Linked DNA regions of Mus musculus: region 2 is linked to region 1. The links are chromatin loops, found by intact Hi-C in ENCODE. Cell type or tissue: heart. All regions are shown on one strand. Links, peaks and the distances in the headings refer to the core of each region. The heading gives the core; the rest is flanking DNA.

Region 1 (2,915 bases), core at 248-2,747:
GGGACTTAAGCCACCTGGTATTACCATGACAACGGAAACCAGAGTGTTGAGTGGCTCTGATGAGGATCTGAACTAGCCTATCTCCAGATCTGCCATCACGTTAGAGAAATACACCCCTGCTTGTTTCAGTCACTGTTCTTGGACTTTTCTGTGGTTTGCAACCAAACGTTCCCAACAGAGCATCCAGGACAGAAGGTTATACTTGAGAGTCTGAACCTTAGGCAACGTCACCATAGAGACTGAGCATCCTCCACAATTAGCAATGTGTGTGGGTACCAGGAAGCAACCAGTCTGTTGCACCATGAAATGTGGACCAGCATGGGATGCCAAAGCAGGATGGCCGCCGAGGCTGCCGGTTGTTCTGGGGCACACACACTCCACCTTCTCTTCCACCAGCTGAATCCTGAGTTTGTTCCCACACGGCACACACGTGTCCTTCTCCAGCCTTACATACAAGAACTCCCCATTTCAGACACCTTGGCAAAGACCAGTGAAAGATGGGTAAGTTGATCTAGAACCTGCCCACTGTGGAGACAGCTCAGCTGTTTCTAGCTCCACCCAAGAGGCAGGAGATTGCCGTATGGAACACAGACAGGCATGTGATCGGCTGCCTTTAGATCATGTTCAATTATGTTATCAGCACCTTCTGGCTCTTTGGTCCCCAGTTAAGCCTTCCCTTGGAGATATATATATATATATATATATATATATATATATATATATATATCCACACACATACATGTATGTGTATATACATACATACATATATATATGTATATACATACATTTGTGTATACATACACACACTTGTTGTGTATTGTTATAAGGTGGATATACATGTTCATGTGAGTTGTCCCAGTTATGGTTACTATTGCTACGTTGAGATACCATGACATAGCATATATTGCTATGTATACTATGTATGATCAAAAGCAACTTGGGGATTTATTTTGCTTACATGCCATAGTCCATTGAGGGAAGTCACAGCAGGAACTCAAACTAGGCAGGAACCTGGAGGCAGAACCTGGCAGAGGCCATGGAGGAGTAGTGGTTACTAGCTTGCTCTTCATGGCTTGCTCAGCCTGCTTTCTTATGGAACCCAGGACCACTAGCCCAAGGGTGGCCCAAACCATCCTACAGCCCAATCTTATAAAGGCAGTGTTTTGTTTTGTTTTGTTTTGTTTTGTTTTGTTTTGTTTTATTAAGGTTCCCTCCTCTCAGATGACTATAGCTTCTGCTAAGTTGACATAAAATTAACCAGTGCATAGGTATATAAGTGTATGTGTGACTGTATGTGCACATGTGTATTGTGCATGTGTGTAGAGGTCAATGTCATATAATTTCTTCAATTACTCTCCGTGTTTGCCTATTTCTTTTAAAAGACTGTGTGCGTGTGTACACATATGTGCATCTGTGCCTGTGTGTGTGTGTGTGTGTGTGTGTGTGTGTGTGTGTGTGTGTGTGCCTGAAAGAAGATGATAGAAGGTATCTAGGAGCTGGAGTTACAGGTGGTTATGAGCTGTGGGCACTGGGAAATGAAGCCAACTCCTCTGTCAGAGCAGCAGGCTCTCCTAAGCACTGAGCTGGCTCTCCGGCTCCTCACCTTTATTTTTGAGACAGGATTTTTCACCAAACCTGACGCTTATGAATTTGGCCGGGCCAGCTGGCCAATGATCTTCAGGGATCTGCCTGCCCCCATCTGGTGCCAGCATGGGCATTGCAGGCTTTTTTTTTTTTTTTTTTTTTTTTTAAATAGGACAAACTGAATAAGAGTCCCCATATTACAGTTTGGATCTCTGAGAGCAGGGTACATTTAGAAACTATAAATGGTTCATGAAGGTCTAATATAAAATTACATAGAAGGGCAGGGGAGCATTTTGTAGATCATATATCAAAGCGTGTGTGAGACTTTCTTTCCAACGGCCATGAGGAGCCACCGAGGGAGTACAAACGAGCGGCTGCCATAAACCAGATCTTTTATTTAGAGACATCACAGGGCTACACTCTGGGAAAGCACACTACAAGGTGGCGCAGGGCCAGTACCACTGGTAAGAAACCAGGCAGCCCTGAGTTAGAGTCACGGCAGAAGGCATATTTGAGTCTTTAGCAAAAGGGTTTAATGACAGATTGGATCTAAGGGGTAAGGAGCAAGGAATTATAGTAATTCCCAGATCTGATGGGTGGTTCGCTGTGCTGCCCATCGGAAGCAGAAATGCAAGAGGGTCGGGAGGGCTGAGAGACATGTGACCTTGTGCACCATGGGACAGTTTCTGGGGGTGATCACCAGGCAATGGGTCAGGCAGCGGATCAGAGCGGTTAACTATTCTGAAAGCACTGAGGCCAGCCAATGGAAAGGCACAAAGTAAAAAAGATGCCAGAGCGGAACCTCCGGGGAAACCCAGGAGTCAGGAATGGTCTCCTTCCTCCATGAAGGAGAAAATGACGTGGCTGGAGAAGCAGGAAGCAAGCCACAGAGGGGGCGCTATCACGGGTTAGTAAGAAAAGTCTCCCACAGGTGGGTCTTTATCAAAGACCCTCGGCAAGTGGTGTTATAACGGACAGACCGACGGACAGGGTCTGGAAACCAGCAGGGAGGGCCCAGCTGGAGAAAGGAAGTCCCTTGAAGGGGACTTCCTCATCTCCTGGTCTCTTCCTCATGCTCCAGTCCCTGTCTGAGATGAGTTCAAAGCCCTCTCTACTCACATTGTCACTGCACCGTTAGCCCCAAATCAACAGATCCAAGTCCTATGGACCCGGGCACCAAAACAAACTTGGGCTGTTTATGTCAGAGATTTAGTAATAAGCATATAACAGTAAGTAACACAAGTTGGGTAGGAGAGCATGGTGGGAAGTGCAGCCAGGACCACTCTAAAGGACTGAACGCTGACATCCTCGATGTCACAGAGCTCTGCTCA
Region 2 (2,915 bases), core at 187-2,686, 52 kb before region 1:
ATGAAAATGTGATCCACCTGTTCCTGCTGCCATTCTATTGCCACTCTAGTAGAACTATATGCCCAAATAAACCCTTTCTTCCCTCAAGGGATGTCAATCAGGGTATCTTATCACAGCAACAGAAAAAATAACCTTTCTCTAAAATCCCTCCTATTATAGAGTATGGTGGTGCACACTTTTTAGTCTCAACACTCAGAAAGCAGAGGCAGGCAAATCTCTGTGAGTTCAAGGCCAGCCTGGTCTACAAAGCCAGTGTTCCAGGATAGCCAGGGTTGTTACACAGAGAAAGCTTGTTTAGAAAAACCTAAACTAAATAAGATAAAATAAAATCCTTCCAATCATACCTTTGAGTAGCTCCCCTCTCACTTAGGAATAGTCAAAGCCCCAAGTCAGAGTGAACCTACTATGTGATTGAACCTACTATGTGATCCTTTGTGCTCTGGGCACACTGATGTCTACTTTTTTCCTGGAGCTTCAGTTGGACATTGATTCTCCTGGCACAAGGCCTGTATGGTCTGGAATGGTCTCATTCACACATGTGAATGGTTCATCTCCTGCCAAAGTACCTTACTAAAACCTCCCCTTTGGTTGGAGGCTTTTTAAGCTCCTTAGGTAAGACTGAAAACCCACCCCGATACTGCCCTAATTCCCTGCTTACCTTTACTTCTTAGCACTTACCACGGTCTAACTGAATTATACTCGGGGATTTGTTGACTGTATTGGCTTAGCAGCTTTACCAGAACAGGAGTTTTTATTGTTAGTGATACTGGTGTTTTCTTTTTCAAGAGAAGACATACACAGTCAAGTCTGGTCTTAAATTCTTTCTGTAGCCAAGGATGGCCTCAAACTCCTGGTCCTCCTGCCTCCCACTTCCCAAGTGCTAGGATTATAGCTGTGTATCACTATGGTCATTGGAAAGAGCTTCATTTCTAGCACTGTAGTGAGTTGCACATAGTAGGTGTTTGATAAATGTCAGCTGAGTGAATGATAAAAAGACACAAGGCTATGTCATCTGCAGTTTTCACAGGATGCATGCTTATGGCCTCTGCATTAGAGTCTCTGAATCAAGCCCATGGGGCCTTCATTTTTACCGTGTTCTGCTATAAATAATGTCTTTTGCTTTCCAAGTCTAGTTTGACTTCAGAACATTGAGAGTCAAGAACCTGGGTACTGTTAGCAATTCCCCTGGTATCCTTCCTGCCTTTCATCCTGGCTTACACTATGTTTGGTTTGGAAGAAGGCCTGCGTGTCTGCCACAGGGAGATCTTCAGGAGAGATTTCAGAATGAGGACTTGGCACCAGAGAGAATGAGTCAGAGTTTGAACAGGAGCCCACACAGACTAAAGGAGAGAATGGGAGTCACGCGGGAGGGAAGGCTTAGGCATCTCCCGTGAGCGTACAACAAGACAATATGGCTTTCTAGACCAGAAGGACATTTTGGCCCAAAGCAGGTTCGAGAGATCAAAGAAGTGGCATTCCACGAGAGGATAAAGATGTTAGCTAAGATACAAAGGAAAAACAAAACAAAGCCACAACAAGATAGAGATTCCAAAACAACAGAAGGCCATGAACTCTGGAGGTAGAGGAACCTCCCTGTGGCTTCCTGTTGTCTCAAGTGGTAGGACTCCACAGTGCCTCCTTCCTGTCTCTGAGCTCTTCCAGTGCCCAGAGCCTAGCTCCATGTAAGACGCATGCGCATGCTCAGCAATTGCCCCTTTGATGAATGAGTGGGTAAGGTAGAAAGAAGGAAAGACCCCGGTCAAGCTGCCTCTATATTCAAACAGGAACGCAGGATTTGCTCGCTTAACCCCTGTTTCGTCCACCCCAAAATGTTATCCTATTCATTGCTGGCCCTCACTGTCCAGTGGAACCAGGGAAGCCAGCGTTTGCTACATCAGCATCCCCCTCGACCCCACCCAACCCCGCTCCCCCACTCCCGTGCTTCCAAGTCTTCCTTTTCATTTAAAAACTTTGCCTTTTGTCAGAGAAGCAAGAGCCAAGAGCTTCCTTCCCCACTTATCACTGCAGACTGATGGCTTTTTGTTTTTAACAGGAGGAGGATTCCCCCTCTGTGTGTGTGCTCACCCCTCCATTCACGGGTCTGTCTCCTCTTTAGGTGGTCTTTGCCGTCTCAAGAATCCGAAAAGACTGGAATCTAAAAAGAGTCATTCTCCTTGCAAAGGACTCTGGTTCATGCCAAGAGTGACGGGAGCATTTCCCTGGTCATTCTCACGTGTTTCTGTCACGTGAAAAGTTGCTGGTAAATCGCACAGGCAAGCCTCCGATAACCTGGCGTTTGTTTATGAGACCTTTCCCACAAGACTCCCAGCCAAGATTCTGGGCAACAATAAATCCATTTTAAGGCGATTCCTGGAAAGAAGATTCCAGCTCCTTATGGACTGTGTAACCGCTGACCTATCTGGAAGGCCAGCAAGGATAGGGAGGAGGAGGAGGACTTCCTTGCGTGGAAGGGCCAGGAAGACCGTCACTTCTGGGGCTACCGAACAAGCAATGGGGGACGGGGGAGGCGTGTTAAGGCTAAAAATTATTTGCTGGAGCAGCAGAAGTAACACTGGGAAGCCACCCCCCAGCATTTATGATCCCCATGGAGTTGGGGGCCACTGTGTTTGGCTCACTGTGTCCCAGCACCTCAGTGAGTAAGCAGCTCGGGGCCGATGGTCAGTAAACATTCACACAGTGGACGATGAGTGGGCTAGGAAGACAGGGCACCCAAGACGCCCTTCAAATAAAGAAGAGGGTTTTAACTCACCTATACAGTAAACCTCCCTTTATATATGTAGAAACTGAGGCTCTGAGAGGGTTGGAAAGAACAGCTTGGTATAAGGAAGCCTTGAAAGAAGAAAGCTTTTTTTTTTTTTTAAACCAATGGAAAAAAGCACTCTTGGATTACTAGA

The links. A loop is a pair of places that touch in the nucleus more often than their neighbours do. Peaks named below come from ENCODE experiments on the same cell type or tissue, not always from the same donor. Only the 100,000 strongest peaks of a DNase experiment are listed, where the experiment ranks them.
Region 2: a loop joins it to region 1, with 2.3 times the contacts of the local background. A loop is called at or near these places in 7 of 42 quality-filtered maps.

Annotation. Positions count from the first base shown.
Region 1 is chr10:94,427,492-94,430,406 of GRCm38, reverse strand. It overlaps a transcript of Tmcc3 not described here. Among named protein-coding and RNA genes, the nearest start is that of Gm32827, 2.5 kb to the right of the region's middle. In heart, for the core only: a CTCF peak has its summit at 1,688; no DNase peak of the experiment used is centred there.
Region 2 is chr10:94,479,303-94,482,217 of GRCm38, reverse strand. It overlaps a transcript of Tmcc3 not described here. Among named protein-coding and RNA genes, the nearest start is that of Tmcc3, 34 kb to the left of the region's middle. In heart, for the core only: a CTCF peak has its summit at 1,630; DNase peaks (open chromatin) are centred at 1,287, 1,717 and 2,377.